Regions from separate parts of the Homo sapiens genome. Here region 1 is linked to region 2. Evidence: chromatin contacts called from ENCODE Hi-C or POLR2A ChIA-PET data. All regions are on one chromosome and are shown on one strand. Each heading gives the region's core, a stretch centred on a gene start or an enhancer-like site at or near the end of the contact. The rest is flanking DNA. Distances are from core to core; before and after follow the strand shown. Region 1 overlaps TPST1 (tyrosylprotein sulfotransferase 1). Region 2 overlaps LOC105375336 (a long non-coding RNA gene).

Evidence for each region. A loop is a pair of places that touch in the nucleus more often than their neighbours do. ChIA-PET counts read pairs that join two places held with the same protein, here RNA polymerase II (POLR2A). Pooled maps may share reads with other maps.
Region 1: a loop to region 2 is called in a pooled map, with 2.5 times the contacts of the local background. The contact joins two enhancer-like sites. A Hi-C loop is called at or near these places in 1 of 50 pooled maps. POLR2A ChIA-PET finds 5 or more read pairs at or near these places in 4 of 52 experiments (AG04450, GM12878, HEK293 and 1 more).

Annotation. Positions count from the first base shown.
Region 1 is chr7:66,251,445-66,257,063 of GRCh38, forward strand. The region is part of intron 2 of TPST1 (tyrosylprotein sulfotransferase 1); the gene reads left to right. Among named protein-coding and RNA genes, the nearest start is that of TPST1, 49 kb to the left of the region's middle. Within about 2 kb of position 3,812, at least 3 of the 41 ENCODE cell types and tissues checked have a DNase peak (open chromatin) inside an H3K27ac peak, as active enhancers do.
Region 2 is chr7:66,029,275-66,035,024 of GRCh38, forward strand. It overlaps LOC105375336 (a long non-coding RNA gene), which reads right to left. Exons shown (of 5, transcript XR_002956511.2): 3 at 2,226-2,262. Among named protein-coding and RNA genes, the nearest start is that of ASL, 44 kb to the right of the region's middle. Within about 2 kb of position 4,402, at least 3 of the 41 ENCODE cell types and tissues checked have a DNase peak (open chromatin) inside an H3K27ac peak, as active enhancers do.

The DNA of each region.
Region 1 (5,619 bases), core at 2,562-5,061, 220 kb after region 2:
AATGAGTGTGAAACACCTAGGTTAGTAGCAAGTGCACCACAGGCTTTTGTTAATGTTCTTACACATGCTCCTGTAAGCTTGTTTAGGGCAAAGGTAGTCTTGAAGTCATGAAATGTTTGTCTCAATGAAGCAAAGTAAGCACCCGATTTGAATAGCTCTAGTAGGAAACTAACATGGCAGGTTGGGAATGCTGGCATTACAGTAACAATAATCTCTGAAACTACTTGGAGGTGACCTTTGATATTTCATTGTCATGTTTTCCCTTTTTCCTTTGTTTCTTTGTTTAGTTTGCCTGTTGGTAAACTTTATATAAATGGGATCATGGTCTGTGTTTTTTTCGGTCAGGTTCTTTTTTTTTTTCTCTGGCCTAACATTTTCTTTTGAGATTTACCTGTGTTGTGGTATATAGCTATATCATCAGTTTTAATTGCCAAAATACTATTCTCTGGTATAATATAGATTATTTATACATTTTTACTATTGATGAACATTTGGATTGTTTTTAGTTTGGAGCTAAGGACATTTTTGAAGGTGTTTCCTTCAAGAGTTTCTCTAAGATATACACTTTGGATTAGAATAGCTGGATTATGAGCAGTATGCATATTCCACTTGTTTTTCTTTTTTGTTTTTTGAGATGGAGTCTCGCTCTGTCGCCCAGGCTAGAGTGCAGTGGTGCGATCTCGGCTCACTGCAAGCTCCGCCTCCCGGGTTCACGCCATTCTCCTGCCTCAGCCTCCCAAGTAGCTGGGACTACAGGCGCCTGCCACCACACCCGGCTATTTTTTTGTATTTTTTAGTAGAGACAGGGTTTCACTGTGTTAATCAGGATGGTCTCGATCTCCTGACCTCGTGATCTACCCGCCTCGGCCTCCCAAAGTGCTGGGATTACAGGCTTGAGCCACCGCGCCCAGCCTTTTTTTTTTTTTTTTGAGACGGAGTCTCGCTCTGTCGCCCAGGCTGGAGTGCAGTGGCGCGATCTCTGCCCACTGCAAGCTCACACCATTCTCCTGCCTCAGTCTCCCAAGTAGCAGGGACTGCAGGCGCCCACCACCATGCCCGGCTAATTTTTTGTATTTTTAGTAGAGACGGGGTGTTAGCCAGGATGATCTCGATCTCCTGACCTTGTGATCCGCCCACCTCGGCCTCCCAAAGTGCTGGGATTACAGGCGTGAGCCACCGTGCCCGGCCAGTAGCTTATCTTTTAACTTCCTTTTTAATATCTTTTTTGTCAATGACCTCACTTTAACAGAATTAAGAAAAATAAGAAAAATCTTTTGATGAATTTAAGTTTTAAACTTGTATTTACCAATCTTTTTCTTTAGAATTTTTTGTAAAAAAATTCTTCCATACTCTGAGGTCATAAAAATAGTTTCCCATGTTTTTTCCAAAACTTAAAACAAATTTCTTTTCATGTTAATCTGGAATTTATTAATCAATATGGAATTTATTTTCTTGTGTGAGGTGCAGATTCATTTTCATATTTTTTCTATAAAGATGACCAGTTTCCCGGAACCATCTATGGAAATACAGTCAGTACTTTGGATCCATGGGTTCCACATCCATAGATTCAACTAACCTCAGGTCAAAAACATTCAGGGGGGAAAAATTCCACAGAGTTCCCAAAATTACAACTTGAGCTTGCCATGTGCTGAATACTACATTGAATCTACGTGAATGAAGTGATGTGTGGGCATCGTTAGGTTAGGTATTATAAGTAATCTAGAGATGATTTAAAGTATAAGGGAAGATGTATGTAGGTTATATGTAAATACTGTGCCATTTTATATGAGAGATTTGGGCATCTGTGGATTTTGGCATTTGTGGGGAGTCCAGAAACCTAGGGGATTGTCCTAATGACATGCAGTACCAGCTAGGTTAAACATCAGGTTTCCATGTATGCATTATTCTTTTAGTGAGATCGCTTTCTTTTTTTTTTTTTTTTTTGAGACAGAGTCTCACTCTGTTGCCCACGCTGGAGTGCAGTGGCACGATCTCAGCTCACTGCAACCTCCGCCTCCTGGGTTCAAGCGATTCTCATGCCTCAATTCTCCCGAGTAGCTGGGACTACAGGCGTGTGCCACCATGCCTGGCTAATTTTTTGTATTTTTAGTAGAGACGGGATTTCACCGTGTTAACCAGGATGGTCTCTCTCTCCTGACCTTGTGATCCGCCCACCCTGGCCTCCCAAAGTGCTGGGATTACAGGCATGAGCCACTGCACCCAGTCAAGAAATCCTTCTTCACTTAGTCTATCCTAATGCCATATACCACTCTATTTTAATTACTGCAGTTTTAGAAAATGTCTTCGAGTTAGCCAGGCGCGGTGGCTTATGCCTATAATCCCAGCACTTTGGGAGGCTGAGGTGGGCGGATCACTTGAGGTAAGGAGTTATACCCCAGCCTGGCCAACACGGTGAAACGCCATCATTACCAAAAAATAAAAATTAGCTGGGCATGGTAGCGGGCACCTTTAGTCCCAGGGAATGGAGGCAGAAGTTGCAGTGATCCAAGATTGTACCACTGCACTCCAGCCTGGTTGACAGAGTGAGACTCTGTTTCAAAAAAAAAAAAAAAAAAGAAAGAAAGAAAATGGCTTAGAATCTAATAGGGTAATCTCCCTGCTTAGTTCTTCTCTAGGAATGTCTAGGCTGTTTTTAAACCCTTTGGTCCTCCGTATATATTTTAAAATCAACTTGCCTGATTTCATGAAAAATCAGACTAAATTTACATTGAACCTGTAGGTAATTTGGGGGAGGATTGCCATTCTTAAAATATTAAGCCATTCTATCCATAATACAGTGGGCCTCTCCTTTTATTTAGGTCGTCTACAATATCCTTTGATGGTATTGTATTTTATAATGTTCTTCATAAAAGTATTGTACTTTATTTGATAAGTTTATTATTCAGTACCTTCTTTTCATTGGTAATGTAAATATGTGTATTGTTTTTATTTATTTAAGTTATTCATTTATTCTTTTGGGATGGAGTCTCACTGTGTTGCCCAGGGTAGAGTGCAGTGGTGCGATCTCAGCTCACTGCAACCTCCGCCTCCCGGATTCAGGAGATTCTCCTGCCTCAGCCTCCCGAGTCGCTGGGATTGCAAGTGTGAGCCACCAAGCCTGGCTAATTTTTGTATTTTTAGTAGAGACAGGGTTTTGCCATGTTTTCCAGGCTGGTCTCAAACTACTGAACTCAGGTGATGCACTCGCCTCAGCCTCCCAAAGCGTTGGGATTATAGGCACAAGCCACCATGCCCAGCCAGATATGTGTATTGTTTTTAAATGTTCTTTTAGTTGCTGGTGTATATAATTGTAAATGACTTTTGTATATCTATATCCCGCAGCTTTCCTAATGTTTTGTGGTTTTGCCTAGGCTAGGACTTCTAATAGTAGTAAGCAACCTTATTTTAAAACAGTTGTTGTTGCCAGGCGTGGTGGCTCACGCCTGTAATCCCAGCACTTTGGGAGGCCAAGGCGGGTGGATCACTAGGTCAGGAGATCGAGACCATCCTGGCTAACATGGTGAAACCCCGTCTCTACTAAAAATACAAAAAATTAGCCGGGCGTGGTGGCGGGCGCCTGTAGTCCCAGCTACTCGGGAGGCTGAGGCAGGAGAATGGAGTGAACCCAGGAGGCGGAGCTTGCAGTGAGCGGAGATCATGCCATGCACTCCAGCCTGGGTGACAGAGCGAGACAACGTCTCAAAAAAAAAAAAAAAAAAAAAGTTGTTTTTAAGTGGGGACAGTTTGTTCCCTAGGGGACATTTGGCAATGTCTGGAGACTTTTTGGTCATCACAGTTGGGGAAGTGGAGGTGATACTGCTGGCCTCAAATAGAAAGAGGCCAGGGTGTTGCTAAACATCCTGCAATTATAGGACAGCTACTACAACAAAGAATTTATTCAGCCCCAAATGTCAGCTGTGCCAAGGTTGAGAAACTGTATTTTAAAGGGAATGCCTTAAACAATATTTTATTATTATGCAGAATTCCAAACACAAAAATAAATTGGTAAACAGAATTCCCAATACCAACAGTTAACTATTGTAGGCCAGTATTTAACTCCTTTCCTTCCCCCAACTTCTGCTGAATTATTTTAAAACAAATACAAGATATCACATCATTCCATCTGTAAATACTTCTCTGTGTGTCACTAAAGTAGAGGTTCCCAAATTATGGTTTCAGAATACCCAAAAAATCCTTCAGACCCTCCCAGAAGATCTCCAAGGCTAAAACTATTTTCACAATGGTACTAAGATGTTATTTGAATTTTCATTCTGTTGACATTTGTGCTGATAGTGCAAAAGAGTTGAAAATTGTGGATGCCTTAGCACAAATCAAGGCTCTGGCACCAAACTGTACTTAGTGGTCATTGTACTTTTAGTACTGTCAAATTCTCTTCTGCTTAAAAAAAAAACCAACTAGATTTAAGTAAGAATGTGATTCATGAAGCAGTACAGTTTTTTTTAGTCTTCTACCTAATGGTTTTAGTGATCATTGATGAATCATTGCCCAGACCTACTATTTTATTAAGTCTGGCCAAATGGTGGTAGTCTAATTTAAAATTTCCTTCTGTATTCATTAATGATATTTTTCTATAAAGAAGACTGTGCTTATACCAACTGTTTAGTTACTCCTAAATATCCTTTGTGTAGGAAATGGAGGAAAATGATTTATTTATTTTTTCCCAGAACAGAGTTCACTCTAAAGGGAATATGTTTAATGAATTTTGTTGTATTTATTTTAATGTACATTATTGGTATATGCTGTTAGTTTTCTTTCTCTTTGTTGATATCTTTTATCAAGTTAAAGAATTTCTCTTCTATTTCTAGTTCACTAAGAGTTTTCAAAGTTAATGGATATTGTATTCATTTTCCATTGCTGTGTAGTAAGTTACCCCAGAATTTAGTGGCTGAAAACAACAAACATAAAAGTTTCTGTGTGTCAGGAATATGGACACAGCATAGCTGGATCTTCTGCTTCAGAGTCCCTCACAAGGCTGCATCAGGGCTCGACTGGGGAAGGAATGATTTCCTAGTTCATGTGGTATTTGGCAAGATTCAGTTCCTTCTCTGTCTTAGGTGGAGGGCCTTAGTTTCTTGCTGTGTGTTTCTGTATATGGCTACTTAACATGGCAGCAGGCAAACAAGAAGAGCCAGAGAAAGTAAAGAAGATGGAAGTTACATCTTTTCCAGCCTTATCTCAGAAGTGACATCCTATCACTTTTGCCATATTCATGAGAATCAAATTCCTAGGCCCAGCTAAAATCAAGTAGACGGGATTACACGAAGGTAGGAATATCAGGAGTTGGGAACCATCAGGTGCTATTTTAGAAGCAGCCTTCCAGCCTGCCCTGTGGCCCCCAATGACTCATGTCTCTTGCATATGGCCCTCTTAATTTGCCCCTTCCTCCAGGTCTCCAAAAGTCTCATTCTGTTACAGCATCAGCTCAAAGTCCAGAATCTTGTCATCTAAATCAGGTCCAGTTGTGAGTGAGGCTTATGGGTGAAGTTTCTTTTTTTTCTTGAGACAGCATCTCACTCTGTTGCCTAGGCTGGAGTGCAGTGGCGCAGTCATGGCTCACTGCAGTCTCAACCTCCTGGGTTCAAGTGATCCTCCTGCCCC
Region 2 (5,750 bases), core at 3,152-5,651:
TAAAACAAATATTTTGTTAAAAAAGAATTCTGCTTCTCTAGTATAAAAATCTAACATAGGCCAGGTGCAGTGGTGCACACCTTTAATCCCAGCACTTTGGGAGGCCAAGGCAGGCGGATCACGAGGTCAGGAGATCGACACCATCCTGGCTAACACGGTGAAACCCCATCTCTACTAAAAATACAAAAAAAATTAGCCGGGCGTGGTGGCGGGCGCCTGTAGTCCCAGCTACCCGGGAGGCTGAGGCAGAAGAATGGCATGAGCCCGGGAGGTGGAGCTTGCAGTGAGGCGAGATCATGCCACTGCACTCCAGCCTGGGCGACAGAGTGAGACTCAATCTCAAAAAAAAAAAAAAAAAAAAAATCTAACATAATAATTTCTTTCTGGAAAAGAAAAATTTTGAAGCAAGTGATAAGACAGAGTTTACCAAAAAAAGGGGAGGAAAAAATGCTATGGATTTTTAGAAGCAAACTTTCCCCACAAGGATAAAACATGCATGCATTAGAGTGCTGGAGGCAGGGGGGAATCTCAGTCTCATTCCTGTTTTAGAGATTCTACCACAGAAGTGAAGAAAATGCAGGCTCACACACCATCACTAAATACAATGCGACCCCTCTCATCTGCTGTTCCTTTCAGAAATAGTGGCATGAGATCAATGAATGCAATGTTTCCCCAATGGATAAAACACCCAAACGCCTAGCAAAGTCCAAACTGGACAAGGAGGCTCCTAAAAGCCAAAGGCTTGGCCAAAAACCATTCAACCATTTCCTTCCTGTTCTAAGCTGCAACCACTTGAGACTGAGCCTTTAGAGAGGAAAGAATATGGCCAACTCTGTTTATTCTACTACCTTCTTTTCTTTTGGGGGGATGTGGAAGGGAGGCGGTTTCTTTCTTTTTGCTGTCTTCCACTCTGGGAGCTTTTTTTAGGGGACAGGGTCCCAAAGGCTGTCTCCCAGGCTAGAGTACAGTGGTCATCACTGTAACCTCAAACTCCTGGGCTGAAGCAAACCTCCCCTCTGCCTTCCAAGTAGCTAGGACCATAGTAGGTGTTTGCTACCATGCCCAGCTAATTTATTTTTTTAAGAGCTGGGGGTCTTGCTAGGTTTCCCAGGCTGATCTCTAACTCATAGCCTCAAGCAGTCTTCTCTCCTTGGCCTTCCAAAGTGCTGAGATTACAGGCATGAGCCACAGCACTTAAGCTACTACCTTCTAGACCTCCTCTGAGTCTTCCTGAGTTTAGACTCTAGCACATGGAAAATTCACAGTCAAGGTATAAATGGTTCTTTCTACACCTGGAGTGAGCCTATCAGATGGTTTTGCTAGTGCCAAATAGGAGGCAAAAATGCTGGAATATCTTCCGTCTTACCAATCTTTTTCCTTCTTTTCCTTTCCCTGGGAACCCCACCCTAGGCCCCAAAAATTATAAATTTGTTAATTTCTACTATTCAGAAAGGTGAGTCAACTAAACTCACTTTCAAAATAACAATGTTAATACCCAAAAGACTATTTGAAGATTAAAATAACAATGTATAAAAGCATTATAAATATATAAATATATCAAGGGTGATAATTAGGAAAAAGCATAAATATTTCAATGGGAAATTTTGCAGAAACAGCTCTAAAATAGATGCTTCTATCCTATGACTACATCCCAAATGATTATCTAGAATCTTTGAGATTTACTGAAATTTGCCTGCTCTGAATTAGAGTCTTCCCAGCTTCCCTGAAGTACTACGTATACGTATAACATATAAAGCTTAGACTATTCCAAGGTCCACTAGATGGTGCCACATGTCTTGTTTTGAAGTGGAAAATTCAACTACATCCTTTTTTTTTTTTTTTTTTTTGGAGACAGAGCCTGGCTCTATTGCCCAGGCTGGAGTGCAGTGGCGTGATCTTGGCTCATTGCAACCTCCCCCTCCCAGGTTCAAGTGATCCTCCTACCTCAGTTGGGATCCCAAGGAGCTGGGACTACAGGCACGTGCCACCACAGCTGGCTAATTTTTGTATTTTTAGTAAAGATGGGGTTACACCATGTTGACCAGCCTGGTTTCGAACTCCTGACCTCAAGTGATCCATCTGCCTCAGCCTCCCAAAGTGCTGGGATTATAGGCGTGAGCCATTGCACCTAGTCTGAATTCAGTCATTTCTAACCAAAATCAATTCAACAATCTTACAAGCAAAGGGCAAATTATCAGAGAGGAAAATGTAACAGTTCAATTTACCACGTAGTTACTGAGAAGCGCAGAATCGACATCCTTCCTGAAAAAGAAAAGTAAGTTATCAGTCTGGGCTCACACCCCTTTCTGGGTATCAAATATCTGTAAAAGAATTCCCATCTGCCGGGCGCTGTGGCTCACACCTGTAATCCCAGCACTTTGGGAGGCCAAGACGGGCGAATCACATGGTCAGGAGATTGAGACCATCCTGGCTAACACAGTGAAACCCCGTCTCTACTAAAATGCAAAAAATTAGCCAGGTGTGGTGGCGGGCGCCTGTAGTCCCAGCTACTCAGGAGGCTGAGGCAGGAGGATGGCATAAACCCAGGAGGCGGAGTTTGCAGTGAGCAAAGATCACGCCACTGCACTCCAGCCTGGGCGACAGAGCGAGACTCCGTCTTAATAATAATAATAATAATAATAATAATTCCTGTCAAGTTGGGGGCCAGGCACGGTGGCTCACACCTGTAATCCCAGCACTTTGGGAGGCCGAAGCAGGCGGATCATGAGGTCAGGAAATCAAGACCATCCTGGCTATCATGGTGAAACCCCGTTTCTACAATCAATCAATCAATCAATCAATAAAATACAAAAAAAAATCAGCCGGGCGTGGTGGCAGGTGCCTGTAGTCCCAGCTACTCGGGAGGCTGAGGCAGGAGAATGGCATGAACCGGGGAGGCAGAGCTTGCAGTGAGCCGAGATCGCGACACTGCACTCCAGCCTGGGCAACACAGAGAGACTCTGTCTCAAAAAAAAAAAAAAAAAAAAAGAATTCCTGTCAAGATGTAGTAGTCCGCTTTTAGAATTTGGGGACTACCACCTAAAACTGAAACTGAGAAATGTCTTAAGTCCAACATGGTTTAGCTAGCTGTGGGCAATTTCAGAGCAGACTTGGGAACAAAGTGCTGTCCCATCCAACAGCCATGTCCTCTCCCCATTATTATCTGCCTCCCATCAGCTATTGACATCTTGGGCAGCCACGTCCTCCTGCTGAATCAACAGAAATGGCCCACTTAACACCAATGTCACCACTGGGAATTCCAGCCATGGGCAAGTATCCTGCCAAATATCCACCATGCTCCCAGGGTGTTCACCACCTACGTCAACTCAACAGGTACAGTCAGGGTGGCAAGCAGTGGCCAAAAGCCTGGTTCCCTGTGTAACAGTTAATCCAGGCAATATGCCATCTTTCCTGAGTGAAGAAACAACAATGTGATGTATATTAAATCACAATCGATCCACTCTACAATAGCATATCAGAAAGCATTGTTTTCAGCAGTCTGCAGGCAGTGGAGTATGACAAAGAATATAGTTTTGAAATCAGATTTGGGTTCACATTCTAGCTCTGCCATTTATATGCTGTGAGAGTTTTAGTTAATTACTCCCTAAGTTTTCCTTCTAAACTAAAAATGGGATGAAACTAGTATCTAAAAGTGTGGCCTGGATTTCAATCCAGCTCTTGCATTCTTTGGCTATGTGAATCTGGGCAAGTTACTTAATCTCATTATGCTTAAATTTCCTATCTATCAAATGGCAATTATAGTATCAACCTTGTAAGACTGTTCACAGGGTTCACTGGAAACATGTAAAATACCCGGAACATATTAAGTGCTCAATAAGCACCAACGTTATCATTACTACTACCTGTGCAACTACCACTACCACCAGCTCCTCCTACCTCATCAAACTGTTATGATGAAGTGAGACAACAAATTTTAAAAGTTTAGCACAGTTCTTGGTACTTGTATTAACATCTCCATAATGGAAGGTTATTATTTTTAAAAGATATTATCTCAGTTAATTGTCATTAAAAACCCTATGATGTAGAAGCTATTCGTATGATTCCTACTCTATAGACAGGAAGCCAAGGTTCAGAAATTAAATAACTTGCTCAAGGTCACACAGTAAGAAGTCTAAATAAAGTGGAAGGCAACTATGGAGTTGTGGGAAATGAGACTGGACTGGATGAATGGAAACTGGTAATGCAGAATCCTGAAAAATCAGGTAGAGGGGTCTGTGCTTGACATATTGTGCAACAGAGACCCCTGTATGTCTTAAACCAGGAGTGCAGTGAGATGATGCAAATGATGACCCAAGATTTCAAAAGCATGGGCCAAACAGATAGTTGATTTCCCAGTCAATAAATAAAGCAAAACCAACAGTGGTTCACACAGGGCTCAACCTAGGCCTTAGGTCATCAGCACAGTGATGTCAGCACTGTAATCAAATCAGCTCTGTGAAGCTTACCAAATGCTACCAGTGATTCAAGCTACGATTTCACAAAAGTGCTGCTTTGCCCAAATGACCACAAACACACTGAAGTCACAAAGAGTATCATATTTGAAAGGAATCTAACACAGGAAAGACAATGCATAATTAGTGCATGTGACAGAGCTCATTTAAAATTGAAAATGACAAATCAAACCACATGTCATCTTTGCCTGCTTAATCAGGAAATCAGCCCACTGGCTTCCTCCTATCTTTGCTTGAAATTGAGTTATAACTCCCTGTGCTCTCCAAAATATGAGGCGTTAAGACATCCCTTCCTGGAATAGTTAACTGGAGAAAAAATATGAATATTGTTTCTCTTCAGGACCAACGGATCCATCCCAGGTGCACCGTTACAATTTCATTTCCAAATCATTGCCCCTTCTCTGTCATTCAGAATATTGCACGCTCTGCGAAAATTTGTCCTTGGCCATTCCAAGTTACTATGCCACTGAAAAAGTCAATACTGTAATGTAAGAATCCAAAGAACATTCTTTGCCTCTTCTAGAACAAATATAAAGGAGGAAAACTCTCTTTCACATAAGTTTTAATGAATCTGTGTTTTGGGATCAAGAGAACAATCGATGTTTACACAGGTACTGCATTTTGCAGACTCTGGCTGACAGAAACTGATTTATTCATTGATTTTCTTTTATCAGCAAGATAATTGTTTTTAACCCAGCTAAATACTCTGACAAAATGCCAATGTATGCTAGGCCCTTCTTTATTTAACAAAAGGTCAAGAGGTACCTTATCTACCTTTTTATGAAGTCCTAAACGGGCTGTATGTGTTGTGGAATTTTTTTTTAAGGCAGTTTTTACCCTTGAGAAGTTACTGTAACCACACTAAATGACAGGTTGTTGGCAACAGGATATGGTGAAACCAGACAGACATCAACTTAATCAAGTTATCCAATTTCACAGCACCAATAATGATGTGATGCATGAGAAAGACATCCCTCAGAGCAATCCAGCCCCAAGATGTTTAATTCAAATCTATCCATGAGGATATAATCAGAGAATTCCAAATTGAGGAACAGTCTTCAAAACAACTGGGTTAGATTTAGACTCTTCAAATATCAATGTCATTTGTCACAGTGCCAATGTCACAAAAAGAAGCTAAGTAAACTTCCAGAGGAAAGGAAATTAAAGAAACATGACAACTAAATGCAATGTGTAGTTCTTCACTGGATCCTGAATTGGGAGGAAAAAGAACACTATTAGGACAACTGAAGGAATGTGAGTTTACATTGCATCTTTTTT